2 separate regions of the Homo sapiens genome follow, and region 1 is linked to region 2. A link is a contact called in ENCODE Hi-C or POLR2A ChIA-PET data. All regions are on one chromosome and are shown on one strand. Each heading gives the region's core, a stretch centred on a gene start or an enhancer-like site at or near the end of the contact. The rest is flanking DNA. Distances are from core to core; before and after follow the strand shown.

The links. A loop is a pair of places that touch in the nucleus more often than their neighbours do. ChIA-PET counts read pairs that join two places held with the same protein, here RNA polymerase II (POLR2A). Pooled maps may share reads with other maps.
Region 1: a loop to region 2 is called in a map of psoas muscle, with 5 times the contacts of the local background. The contact joins the enhancer-like site here to the promoter of NFIA in region 2. A Hi-C loop is called at or near these places in 1 of 168 maps with a recorded cell type or tissue (psoas muscle) and 2 of 50 pooled maps. POLR2A ChIA-PET finds 5 or more read pairs at or near these places in 1 of 52 experiments (activated T-cell).

Annotation. Positions count from the first base shown.
Region 1 is chr1:60,862,940-60,869,835 of GRCh38, reverse strand. No RefSeq gene overlaps it. Among named protein-coding and RNA genes, the nearest start is that of NFIA-AS2, 100 kb to the left of the region's middle. Within about 2 kb of position 2,720, at least 2 of the 41 ENCODE cell types and tissues checked have a DNase peak (open chromatin) inside an H3K27ac peak, as active enhancers do.
Region 2 is chr1:61,078,419-61,085,031 of GRCh38, reverse strand. NFIA (nuclear factor I A) reads right to left here and starts at 2,471. Exons shown (of 11, transcript NM_001134673.4): 1 at 2,214-2,471. The coding sequence starts at 2,240. RefSeq lists a silencer at 2,901-3,195.

The DNA of each region.
Region 1 (6,896 bases), core at 1,471-3,970, 220 kb after region 2:
ATAGAGTTTGCAAATGCATTAAATAGAAAGTGTATAAATATGTTTACCATGGACTCTTTAAAAATATGCTGAGTGCTGAGAATATGATATGGTTTATAATTTATTGAATCTCCTCATTTTGAGTCTTTTTATTTATAGATATTTTAGCAATTTCCTAGTTTATCATAAAAGCATAAGTGCAAATTTATAGACAAATCTCCATTAGGCAATATCTTCAAATAATTATAACAAACAATCATTAAGAAGAGTTGTTCAGCTGAGAATTTTGAAAATTGAAATGGTAAATACAACGTAATATGTGAATCCAACACATCTTAACAACAACAAAGATTTCCGTGAAATATGTGTTCTTAATTTTGTGTCTGCAGTGGTTAAAGCTGCCAATCATTTGGGAAGTAGGCTGGAGTTGAGTTTTTTTTTTTTTTGAATTGTTGAACATAGTAAGGCAGTATTTCATAGAAGTATCTTGCTATTTTTTACATGTGTACTTTAAAAAGTAGGCATTTGTACCACAAGGCACAGCATATTCTTTTTGCCCAAGTGTTTTCCTGGTATGCAAAGTTTGAGTTGTACAAGTTTGAGTAAGTGACAGACAGTTCTTGATTTTAAAACTGTATGTCAAATTTTTGAAAGAGAATGCTCCCAAAATAAGTGCTTCAGGACCTAGCATGGGGTGAGGGGGCTGTAGGATAATTTAGTTGCCTTCATTTCACAGTCACTATGAGTTTTTAAATTGGAGGGCAGAAGCAAGACAAGTGCATTTTGTAATTCACATAAAAATAGTTCCATAACACATTGTTATCATTATGAAGAGGAGAATGTTCATTCTGCCTTCATTTCATGCCATATGGGTAGAATGGAGATAATTCTGCTGGACAGAATTATATTTTGAAGCAAATACATGCTTCTAGGGTGCCTCCATTTCATTTGGAGCTGAGGAAAATTTCATGAGGGTTTTCTTTAGTTTTCTATGGGAGAGTTTCTGCTAGCGATGTCACAACACAGCTAGATTAAGTTGATATGTAATATCTATTTCTTGATTTGCATGATTAAAGCATTAGAGAAGTGGCTCAGATATCAAAAGGTTTCTCATAAGTGGCAGCGCCAAAGGTAATTACTGTTAAAATGTACATGCTTGAACCCTGGTTGCTTGTTAACTTCTAAGTTGTTTACAACTCTGTGGGTTTGAATAAACTTTTTTATTTGACTTTTCAATATCAAGACCCCTTTCTTGCTTCATTTTGATATAAAACATGTATTTATCATTCTTATATCCATGTCCCTCAAGGCAACCTTAGCTTCAACCAAAAAAAGTAATGGAGGACAGAGATGGCCCTTCTCCATATTACATATTTTAAAATAACTGTTTCTTAAACAAAAGTAGTCTTTTAAAGACAAAGTTAAAATTTATACCTAAAAAAATTAAAAATTAATCGAGTCAACCGATTATTTCCAGTTAGTTATCAAAAAGTGTAGCTAAAGCCCTACTGTAAGCCTGAGTGAGTTATGAGAGGGGGTGGGGATAGAGAGGAAAAGAGGGGAGAGAGGGAAGGAGAAGAGAGGTTGTTATTCTCAGTCTTTTATTAACCAGTTTCTTTCATCCTAGTGTGTCTTTATTATTTAGAAAAATAAAAATGATCCAGAGCTCTACTCATTCTCACCTAAAATTCTGGAGTAGGTAATGACTGTCTACAACCTGGTACAACATATGCCCCCAAACTAAAACAAACAAACTCATTTGCCATACAAATTGTTTACGATTCATTAAAAAGCAAAATTGCATATCCCGTCGCTGGCAGCTGAGGCCGCGTCTCCACGGGCGGAGGGGGCATTCACTGAGTTGCCTTTGTATGCTGGGAGGACCAAGCCGGAGGTTCCCACTATGAGCCCGGAGTCTGTGCAGCCAGATGACGCATGAGGTAATTTTAAAGCTTTATTTGCCTTTAGTGTGAAACTCCGATCTTGTACTGTCCTTTGATTAAATAACTATATCAGCCAGAGGGAAGTTTAAATTTTTCTTTCAGCTGGGGAAATTGTTTGGGATAGCGAGGTGGGTGAATGGAGGGAGAGGGAGAGCATGTTATTCAAGGAAAGAGATCTAAGAGAAAATGTGAAATTTGTATTATTTTAATTAGTTCCCTCCTCCTTCATCAAAGTCCTCAATTTCCCATCAATAATGGGAAATTTACATTAGAATTATTGGTAACTGACAGATCTGAAATGCCATGGTATGTGGTCACCTTTGAGGGAAAGAAACAAATTGATTTATTCCCTATGATAACTTGTATAACTTCTTTAGAGAGCGCTCTGATTTCTCACTCCTTTTCAAAGCAAAGATCTAGAAGCACTGAAGTTGAGAGAAACTTCCCTGTAGTGTGCAGCCTAAACAGCAGCATGTGAGCTTTCAACATTGTTTATTTTTAGGCAACTGCATTGCTAAATGTTTCCACCACTTTTATATGTTATATTCCCGGCGGTAAAACATCTGTAAAATAATTTTAAATGAAAAGCAACTTCCAAGTAAACTTTACAAAAAAGAAATTACAGTTTTCCAAGTTAAAAAAAGAGAAGCATTTGGTGATCTTTGCAAGAAAAAAAAAAGAGAGAGATGACACAATTTGCCATAAAAAGTAACAGTCTATAAAATCTATGAGCTGTTGAAATACAAGGAAGTAAAATGTTTCACCCAGAATATGACATCAGCGTGCAGTTTTTTCAAAAAAAGCTTACAACTTAGAAAATCATTGCTAAACCAATCAGTATATTCATTTCTAATGTTTAACAAGCTGTATAAAGTGAAGCAATAGGTAACATCATAGCATACACAAGTAAACCTTGTTCTTGCTGGCAAGAACTCTAATGGGAAAATAAGTGCCCTGAACAAAAGTTCAGGGTCAAAGTGGATAGTCTACTGTTAGTCTAATTAGCCAAAAGCTGCATGCAACATTGTCCTGAAATTACTGGTAAAGTTTCTAATGTCTAGTTAAGAAATTACAAGTTAAAACACACATGTACACACATACCCACAACCACTTTAACTCAACAGTCCTTAGGATGGACATACTGCATCCCAAGAAGCAGCCGGATAGAATCCTGCGGTAGCTCACTTTTAACAGTCTCTCAGTCCTCCGAATTCCTAAAACTTGCCAAAATGATACCACCATTGGTCCAGGAAGGGGAAAAGAGAACTCTTTCTGCAGATCATACAGTGAAACCGACCATGCCCTGTTTTGTAATTCCATTCGCCAGTCTCCCCCTTCAACATCTCTCTCTCTCTCTCTCTCTCTCTGTTTTTTTCTTAAACTGATATCTATGTGAAATGAGCTGAAGTTCACGGTCCAGTTAGGAACGGATAATACATTCATTGTCCTGGCAGCAAACTTTTTTTTCACTCCCTGGAAGAATTCACGCTTGCCGCAAGAATAATAATTACGGAAAACTAGAAATGCACTGCTAACAAATTAATCCTTAACGGACACCACCCTAACGAGGGCAGTAATGATTTGAGGACTCTCTTCCTCACGGGACTTGCATCTCCTGTGACAATGAGCTATTGTGCATCCTCACAACTCACTCTACCTCTTATAGATCCAAAATGTCAAAGGTTGTCTGTCCTGGTTGACCATGACATGTGAGTTAACTCATTCTGCTGCTGCATGGCAGAACTTTATTCAAACTTTATTTATATCCAGAGTAACTAAAAGATAGAGTGTGTGGGTCTTTTCCACTCAGAGCTAGAGTGCCTAAGAGACAGAAAACCTGCTCTGACATAAACGGAGAAAAGTTAGATGAGAGCTGTGGGACCCTGATGGAAAATAGGGAGTGGGGACCCAGAGTTCTCTCACAGGTGACTTTAGGCAATCCAGTTAATTGGCCAGGACTAGAATTCACTCAGAGGTTGCTTCTCCCTAGTGCCCAACACGCGTCCTCAGAAAATGCCACAGCCAGAGAAAACCATACACCCCATAGTCCCTGAAAACAAAAGTAAGGGGGATGTGAAACTGGAGAGAGGGGGCAAAACCTGAGGGCTGGGACGAATGTTTCACTTTTTCCCCCAATACTGACTTGGCTAAAATATCCACCTCCACCTTACAACTGATACTCTTTAAAAAAGAATTAAAAAAAAATAGAAAACCCCAAATACTGTCCCATGGAAAATGAGGGCAAGCATTCCTGGGAACTCAAGTCGCAGAGTGGCAGAGAGAGGATGGCAAGAGGCAGCAGTGTGAGGCTGCCTCACTGAATAGTGTGAAAAAAATCAAATGTGAGTTTGATGAATGTGAGGTCTGGGACATTTTGTCAAAGAGGGAGGGAAAGTAGAAAAGGAAAAAAAAAAAAAAAAAAAAAGCAGCCCCGGCTGCCAACTCACCATCCACCAAGTTCTGGCCGAGATGTCGTAGCAGAGCTGCCATTTGATGGAGCCGTCGGAAGCTTTCCCTGCCATTACGCTGTCAGCAAGCTTCATCTGATGCTAACTCACGGGAGATAAGACACCTAATTGAGAAAACATTTGCAGTGGCATGTGGGGCAACATGTAGTCCGGTCCATACCATATGGAATCATGGGTAAAAAAAAAAATCTCCTTGACAATGAACCAATCTCTCACAGACCCAGTGGCAAGGTGAAGTGGAGATGAAAAGTCTTCTGCTCCTAGCACTGTCTTCTCCTCTCTCCTTTTTAAAAAAACAAGAGCCCACTGCTACACATCAAAGGGAGGTAGTTAAAATTAGGGCTTCATCACTCAGATGATTTTGGTCTGCGGGGTTTTTCCTTTCCTTCCAATAACCAATCCCCCCCTCTTTTTTTTTTTTTTTTTTTTAAGGAGAATAAAGAGATTTAATAGGACAAAGGCAGGTAGTGGACTGCGGAGGGAGATCGCCACAGGCTATTAGCCTAAAATTTCTGCTTGACAGATGGAACTGCTTAGAGACTATCATGCAATGTTTTGGGCTTTTTCCCCCCTATTCACCCCCCCTTCTTTGACTTTAAGTCTGATTCAGTATCTGTTTTTCACAGCCACTTTTCTCAAGAACGTGAGCCGTGCATTTACAAAAATGTTTAGTTCAGTTTTGCTGTCTTACACATCTCTGTTGGAAAAGTCTCAAACTAAATCTGGGAACAACTGAACAGGTTTTCCAAGGAGTTAAAAAAAAAATTTCCAGGAAAAAATATTTCTCTTTCCTTACTTTATTTTTTGAAAATTAACTCATTAGTTAATTTAGTCATGAAGGAAGATAAACAAGAGATGGCAGCATTCAAGTCTCTTGATTTTTGGTTTGGCTGGCATTGTGTTTAGATGTATGATTTATGTGAGTAAATAAATACATTACTGATATTTTACAAGTTCTAACCTATGCTGGGCTAGGCACCACCGATGTTTTTTGGTGTCTTTTTAAATACATTAATTTTGGACTTTTCCATTCTTTGTAAACAAAGCAATCAGTCATTATCAATTCGGTTTAGCACAATTCAGGCTAAACTTGACATGAGCTCTTCCTTAATCAGAGAAAGTCACTTCTGATTTCCTTACTATAACCTAGCCATCTTCTTCACAGGGGTTTTTAACCACACATCCTCTCTTTAGTATGGAAAAGTAAACCACAATATGGACCTACCAATAAGAATGGTTGTAAAAATAATTTTTTTTAAAGTGAGAAAAAGTCCAGACAGTTGCTGCATTTCAAGTAATGTTACTTAGGACTAAGAGGGAGAAAGAAGCAGAGAGAATGACTTGTATTCGTTATATTCTTTCAAATTGTGTGACACTAGGAACTGTAGAAATACCTTTATCAGGGTACCAAACACGTCCTAATTTTCGTGGATGTGCACCAAACACATCCTAATTTTTTCTGAATATAAGCGATCCTTTGATCTCCAAGAACCTACAGTTTTCTCCGCTATGGGCCTTCAATATATGTACTCCAGAATATGGGAGAATTGTCCATCACTATTTCTCAGGGCTGTTGAACTGTGATTATTTAAAAAGTTGTGCATTTACTGCCTAATTATCCAGTGGATTTTTGGTTCTGGTCATATTTTGGACTGAATAATATTTAGATAAACTCATTCAGAGCATATTTTAAGTTCCAAAGAGGTAAATTTGGTGCATTTTTCTTTCCTATTTCTGATCTCTTCCTTAGTAGGTATTATTTTAACCATTTAGCATGCTGTTTTGACAAAAATAACTGTATTAAAGCAAATTTTATCGTGTTGCACCAAAAATATTTCTAACTTAAAGCATGATGCACAGACTGCTTCTAGGAATGAACTACAAATACAACAAATATGGCATTTTTTTTCTTTTTCATTCCTTATTGTAATGGGATTTCTTCTAATAAAATTGGGGTGAGAGGCGATAGCCAGAATTATTATCAAATGTAAATATTGTCATCACTCTTAGGAAGTATCTTTGTATACTTTATTACCTTGGTGTCACCTGTCTTTTCAGAAGAAGAGTCTGCAGTAGCACAGGAAATGTTGTTAGCTTGTGTCCAATGAATACAATGGACATACTACCAGAAACTTGCCCTGAGCTTGCCAATGAAAACATTTATTGCCATATGTAACTGCAGCATCATTAAAATTACTTAGTCTTTCTTAAGTTTATCATTTAGAGAAAGATAAGGAAAAAAGTTGGAAATTCTACATAAAATGTAAAATATCATCAACCAAACAAAAAAAGGAGGAAAAAAAAAAAGAAGAAGAAAAGAAATGAAGTAGCATTCTGTCTTTGAATCAACCAACCTCTGATTCTACTTCATCCATTCCTACTTGCCTCTGACAAGCAGACAAAACAAAATTTCCCTGTTTTAGGGTCTCCTCTGCTTTCTCCCAGGGTATACAGGCACATGGACATCTTGGACTTGTGGGTCCACAGCTTTACAGTTTCTGAGTTT
Region 2 (6,613 bases), core at 1,222-3,721:
AAATTTTTAAAAGCAGAACCCATAAAATATGAGCCCTCATTCACTATTTATTGTACATTTTCTTTACAAACTGTTACACTAAATAAGCATTTCTCTTAGTGGTGTTTCCAGAAGAAGGCCTAGTGAATGCATCAATCAACGCTGCTGAATATGTAAGCCGAAAAAAAAAGAAAAAAAAAAACTCTCTTAATGTCATAATACCTCATGAACCAACAGAGGCCAACTTTGTTAAATACCTGACTGTGCCCTAGGCCTGCATGGATATACAGGTGCCCTCATATATGCACCATTCCCAAATATAAATTTATCTTTTCAGAGCTCAATTGAGAAGACACTAATGTATCTGTTAGGGTCCTTTCCCTTTATTGCAGCTCGCTGATATTATCTACAAGTTCTGTGTGTTGCAAACTTCTGCCAGCTAGAACTTCAGCCTTCGAATCTCAGCATTTTCACTATAGTCCGTAATTCATTCAAATTATCTTACACTTTGCATCTTATCCATATGCAATTGTGAACCTTGCCAGAAGTGGTTGGAAAAGTTTCATTCCATACTTCCACAAGTTACTAAAATAGGAACTTTGGAAGTTTGTTAGGAAAAAAAAAAAAAACTTTTACAGTAACTAAAAGTAACTGCTATCCATTATTAATGCTAGGCCTAAATCCCAAACAGACCATTTCAACATAAAAGATGCGTTTAAGAGTCTTCTGAGATCAAATACCCGGTATTATTACTGTTAGATATTGCAATAAGAAGGGATGTCATGTGGGAAATAAATCCAGAATCTAGAGAGGAGAGCGAAAACTACTGATACTTTTTAGCCTTCCAGAAACTATTCCGGTTAAACCGTTATCTCCTACTAAATGAAGGCAAGAAGTGGTAGGTTTTTTAAGGGAGAGGTGAATAAACATTTTATGTGAAGCATATAACTTCATGTAGGTGATTAATGGTCAGATCCTAATGTACCAAAGCAGTATGAAATCTCACGCTTAAAAAAAAAATAGCGCAAAACCACTTTGACTTCAAGCCTTTTAGTCAAGGAAAACAAATAACATATTCAAAGGGGACCGGATTTGAAGTCTCGAAGTAGCAATATTTTGCCTGGGGGTGGGTAGACAAGGGAGGAATGGACAGGGGGGCACGGAAAGGAGAGGCGGTGGGGCGCAAGAGCCCCATGCTCTGAGTTGAGTCGGAGGGGAAAAGTTGCCCCCGTCCTGCGCGCGGAGCGGCCGGAGTCGCGCGGTGGCGGTGGTGGTGGTGGCGGCGGCGGCGGCGGGGGGAGCCGTGTCCGGCCCGGGCCGCCGCTCCGGCTCCCGGCTAGGAGCCCAACTCTGCCCGGCGCTACCCGGCCCGCGGCCCGCGGCCTCCGGCGTTCGGCGCCCTGCACAACGTGGGCTCGTCTCGGCCCCGAAACTTTCACTCCGGGAGAGCCAACGGGCCACCGGCGCGCGGCGAGGACGCAGGCTCCACCCGGCCGGCGCGGGGGAACGCGCGTCCACGTAGCCCCGCTCAGCCGAGGGCTAGCCGCAGCCTGCCCGCGTCCGAGGGGCGCTGTCCGGGCCGGGGCCGGGACGGGAGCCCGCGTCCTTTCCGCGGCCGGACCCCGAAGGCTGACAAACAATAAACAAAAGTAAGAGTTCGGGAAGACGGCGGGGGGCTGCGGCAGCGCAGGCTGCGGGGAGCGGGCCGTTGGGCGCAGGCACCCGAGGTCTCCCCGCACCCGAGGACTGCAGCCGGCCCGAGCGTGCGGGGTGAGCGGTGGGCTCCGTCGGCGGCCCCCTCCCCGGGCGCTGCGGCACTACGGAATCCCTGCTCCCGGCAGCAGAAACGCTGAGCCAGATTTCTGCGTGTCATGGACTGCAACCCCGCCGAAACACGTGCGGGGTGTCCGAAAACACTGCTGTTCCGCAGTCCGTCGCCCCGATATTAATTAACGCATTAATAAGAGGGCGCCATTAGCCATGTGCCCACACAAATGGCCGTGCAAGAGGAATGCACCCGCATGGAAACAAAGTTACTTTCTTTAAGCGGGATCCCCCCCCCCACCCGCGGGCACACGCGCGCACACACACAGAAACACGCGCAGACACAGACACACACCGAGACGCACGCCCTGGGCCCGGCCGGAGCGACGGCCCCGGTGCCCCCCACCCAGCCCCAGCCCTGCCCCCGGCGCCCCGGCCCCCAAGCCCTCCGCATCCACGCCGCGGCTTACCTGGGTGAGACAGAGCGGAGAATACATAACTGCCGGGCGCTGGGGTATGCGTGTGCGTCTGGGTGTGCGGTTTGGAGGTGTGCGTGAGTGTGGGTGAGAGAGGAGAAAGAGGGAGAGAGGAAGAGAGAGAGAGAGAGAGAGAGAGAAGGGGGGAGAAAAAAAAATCAAGCCTGCTTCTTGCGTTCACATTTCCAAGTCGGCTCAACTGCAGCCAGCCAGCCAGCGCTATTGCCGCTCCATGAGCTGAACTTTAACCCCGCCTAGAGTTTCCCTACACTCCACTATACATGCCTACTGTACGCGGGTGTTAAAGGCATAGCGCACCCTTTCCCGCTCCCGCGCCGGCCCGGCCGGGTGCCCGCGAGCTGCCCGCGCGCCCGCCTCCGCCTCCGCTCTGCACCGCACCGCACAGCCGCCGCCCGCTCGCGCCGCCGCCGCGGGGGGGAGGGGGTGTGGGGGAGGGGGCGGCTGCGGCGCCGCGCGGCCAGCCGGGTCCCGAGCCTCCGCGGCCGCTCGCGCTCGCAGGCTGGCTCGCTCGCTCCCCGGCTCTCTCCGTGGCTCGCTCCTTGCTCGCTCGCTTGCTCGCTCTCCCGCTCGCTCCCCGGCCCCCCCGCCCCCTCCCCCGATCAGCGCATTACTGGGTAACGCAGTGAGGAGCAGTTACAGTCTGTACTCCCGGGCAGCTATAGGCTGCCACAGGATGTGCTTAAGCAAACAAAACTACTTTTCCTCGTCCCCATCCCCCCACCCCCGCTGCAGACCTCCGCGGACCTCGGTGGAGGACTTGGGCAACTTTGCCAGGTTGCCCCGCACCCCCCGGGCCACCGCGTGGGCACGTAGAGAACCGAGGAGGAGGCCGGGCGGCACATTTGCATGTATGCAAATTTCTTTGAAAAATCAGACCTCCTAGGTAACTTTTTTTCCCCCACTGAAATGCGGTAAGGCTCAAAGCATTGTAATCTCTCCAGCGAAGCTTTCTGTGGGAATAGATTCGTCGGCAGAGGTAATTATGCACACAATCCTGCAAACTTTGTGCAGCTTCGGTCCTGTGGCATTCAGAAGCGGGGGTGGTGAGGAATCAGTGCCCACAGAAGATTCACCGGATTTGGGGGGCGGGGGTCTGGAGAAAAGAAGGCGGAGATTAATGAGCGTTATCCCTCCCAGGACTGTGAAACTAGTGGGTTTGAACACAGACGCCATAGAAAAAGTTCTATCACGTTCAGAAACAACAGTGGTTTAGCTGTGACATCTTTTACTTTTTAGGAGGAAAAAAATATGTGAAAGGGATGTCCCCTTAGGGAAGGGAGATATTCTGATCCACAAACGCGTGCCCAGAACTGGACATAGGCTATCATTACCGTCCCAGTTTCTGGGACACCTCTGGAAGGGTGCCTTTTAAGAATCCCTTTTTTCCCTCCCCCAGGTAATAGTTCTTAAAATGGAAAAGAGCTTCCTGCAATTATTTTAGGTTTGCTAAAGTATTGTTTTGGCAGAAAAGAGGGGGGTGGTTTTTAGGGTTTGGCAAGTTGCCAGTAAGCCTGCTTTTCCAGTTTTTTTTTTTTAACCTCATATTTTCTCTCTAGGCTCTCCTCTCTCGGAGGGGGGAAAGCCTACCTGCCTCTTCTAAGCCCCCATCCCTTATTTTACTTCTCTTCCTCATGATGGTTTGCAAAATGCTGCATTTGACAACCCTTCTCAAAATTCCAAAAGGAAAGAGGTAGGTATCATGTTGAAAGACACTGGCACACAGGGGAATCTGCCCTTCGGTGGAGGTGACATAACCAGAGAGTCTCTAAAGAGGGGACATTCCTGTAGGAAAGTGAGGGTAAGTGATGTGTTAACAAGTGAGGGTGAGTGATGTGTTAAGGCCACTCTCATTCAGACTTCTTTTCAAAGCAAGGGGCAGGAAATACTGTACTGGAGAAAGAGCAAAAGAGAACCTCTGAAATAATTCTGCATCTGTCTAAAGTTATTTTATGCTTGTACTTTAGTTACTTTATTGCCAAAATAATTCCCGAATGCTCAAGAACCATTCTCTCTCCCACCCTCCCTCCTGAACATCCTTGGAAATCTCTCAAGATTATTTACTAAGGAGTGAGGAGAAATAATGATTTCAGCCTTTAATGAGAGAGTCCATTTTCCCAAACTTAACCCACTGCTTTTCCTTGGTTCCTCTCAGATTTTAGTAGGGGAGGAATGTCCTAAAAGCCAAGCTGTGTTACAGAGACAACATCCCTGGCCACGAGAACCTTTGCTGGGATCTATAACTTCAATGCGCTCCAAGTTTCCTCGATAGAAGTTTCTGGCTGACGGTCCCAACATGTAACTGAGGCACAGTGAAAAGTTATTGTTCAGAGTGTGTACTCGGGAAGCTCTCTTCCAGAGCAGATTAAAATCTTTCTTTTGGTGTATTAAAAGATACACTTCACATCTGCCTATTTTCAAAACGGCAAAGATTCTTACTTTTGAGTCTCAAGGAAAAAAAAGATTTTTTTTAAAAAGGACTGGCATGTCGCCCTGTTTTTTTTTTTTAATGGGGGAAGTAATTTAATGCTGATATTTCTACTTTAAAAACTTCTTTTGTTGCAGCAGTGGATGTGCCCCGCGATTTCCAGCTTTCTGCGGTTAGCAATATTATCTTAAGTAACTTTTGGCGCCCTTCGTAAGACTTTTGGATATGGGACGATTGTTTGCGCCCTCTAGGCAAGGGCTGGATCCAAGTTCAGCACCAAAGCCCTTCACATCCGCTCCTGCTTTCTCTCCTATCTCCGCCAGCTCCCGCTCCCTCCCCCGCGGAGGGAGGGGGGGAGGCGGGGGAACACTACAAAGCACAGTTCCAACTACAGCCTTTGGAAACAAGACTGAGAAAAATACAGTAGAAGAGTTACAGTTACAGAAAGGCTTCTGGTAACTTTCTCTCCAACAGGCATAAATTTAAACACACGCACAAAGAAACAGATGTTCCTCAAAGGGCAGACTGGGGGTAAAAAACATTTCCAACCCTCTCCCCTCTTCCCAAGTTGCAAAAGTAAATCCTTGTCCAGAGTTCACAAAGATACTAAGGCACTTGAGAGAGAGCAGGGATGGAGGAGGAGGGAAGAAAGAAAGGATAGTAGAGAGAGCAGTGGAGGAAACGCAGGTGAAGTATGGAAACTAGTTCACTGCAATCATATAAATGACCCATTGTTAGGAAGGATAAACCCCTTATTGGAAATAACCTCTCCAATCATTTATTTTCCAAGTGGTAGGAGGCTGCCTTGAAATGGGATTGTCTCTGCGCAAAGGAGGCTCCTGTCATGCTCTCTGCTATCCATATTCTTCCTGGCACAGAGCCCAGCCTTGCATTTACTGTGTTTTATTTGCAGAAACGTTACCTTGCCAGCTTTAGTGAAATCCTCTTAGATATATAAATTACGTCAATAAGGTTTCACTTATATGTACATCTCAAATAGCTCTCATTTTGGAGGTTACTTAATAGGGAGATCTTATTAATATGATTTAGATTTTAATACCCAAAGCAGTGAAGATAGGACTGGGATTCATAAGCGACAACACCATAACTCTGTAGTTCTTACCAAAACTAACTTTATTAACTGGCATTTTTCAACATTTTTTCTTCTCTGGTTTTTGACCTGCTGGTCACTTCTGTGCAGATTTTTCTTATGTGCATATAATCCTAAATTGAATCATGTTGCTGAAGTGAGTGTCCAAGTGAATTCTTACATCAAATTTCCAAGCCAGATTTGACTGGAAGGCCTAAAGCCTTGGGAAATAGCTCGATGGGAATTTAATCCAAAGAAGGGAAAGAGCCCATATTATTTTCCATTCACTTCCCAACAGAATTGGGTGTCTACGCTGCTCAGAGAGGAGGAGATGGAGATATTTTAGTCAGAGGCTGCCAGTTACTGTCTCCAAGACAAGCTACTGCAGTTGGTTTCCACTGGATTTGTATCAAGCACTTGTCCAAGAGGCCAGACTCCAACTAACAGTTAGCAAGTCAGCGATCTTCCATACACTCTCCACGGGGGTTGTTGTGGTAACAAGGAGAAACGTGAACTTGGCCAGTCTTAACGTCCTATTTCCTACTGACCATATACTTAAAAAGCAGAATTCAAGAATAGCCAAGAAAAAACACTCCCCTAATTTCTTTCAAGTGTGTAAGACAGCTGCTAGTCCACATGTGAAACATTCTCTCCTTTAAAACTGTTGTTTAGAGTTCAAGAAGAGAGGTTTACCTATTAATTTCAAAGTACTTGAAATGCCAAAGCTTCTAAGATAATCAGAGTAAGAAGTTTTGTAATGCTGAATACGCAATATATTACTTCCCAAAGCTCACTACAGTCCCACAATTCAGGCAAGATTTAAGCCACACGTTTCTTAAAGTTGAACTTCACATTCCA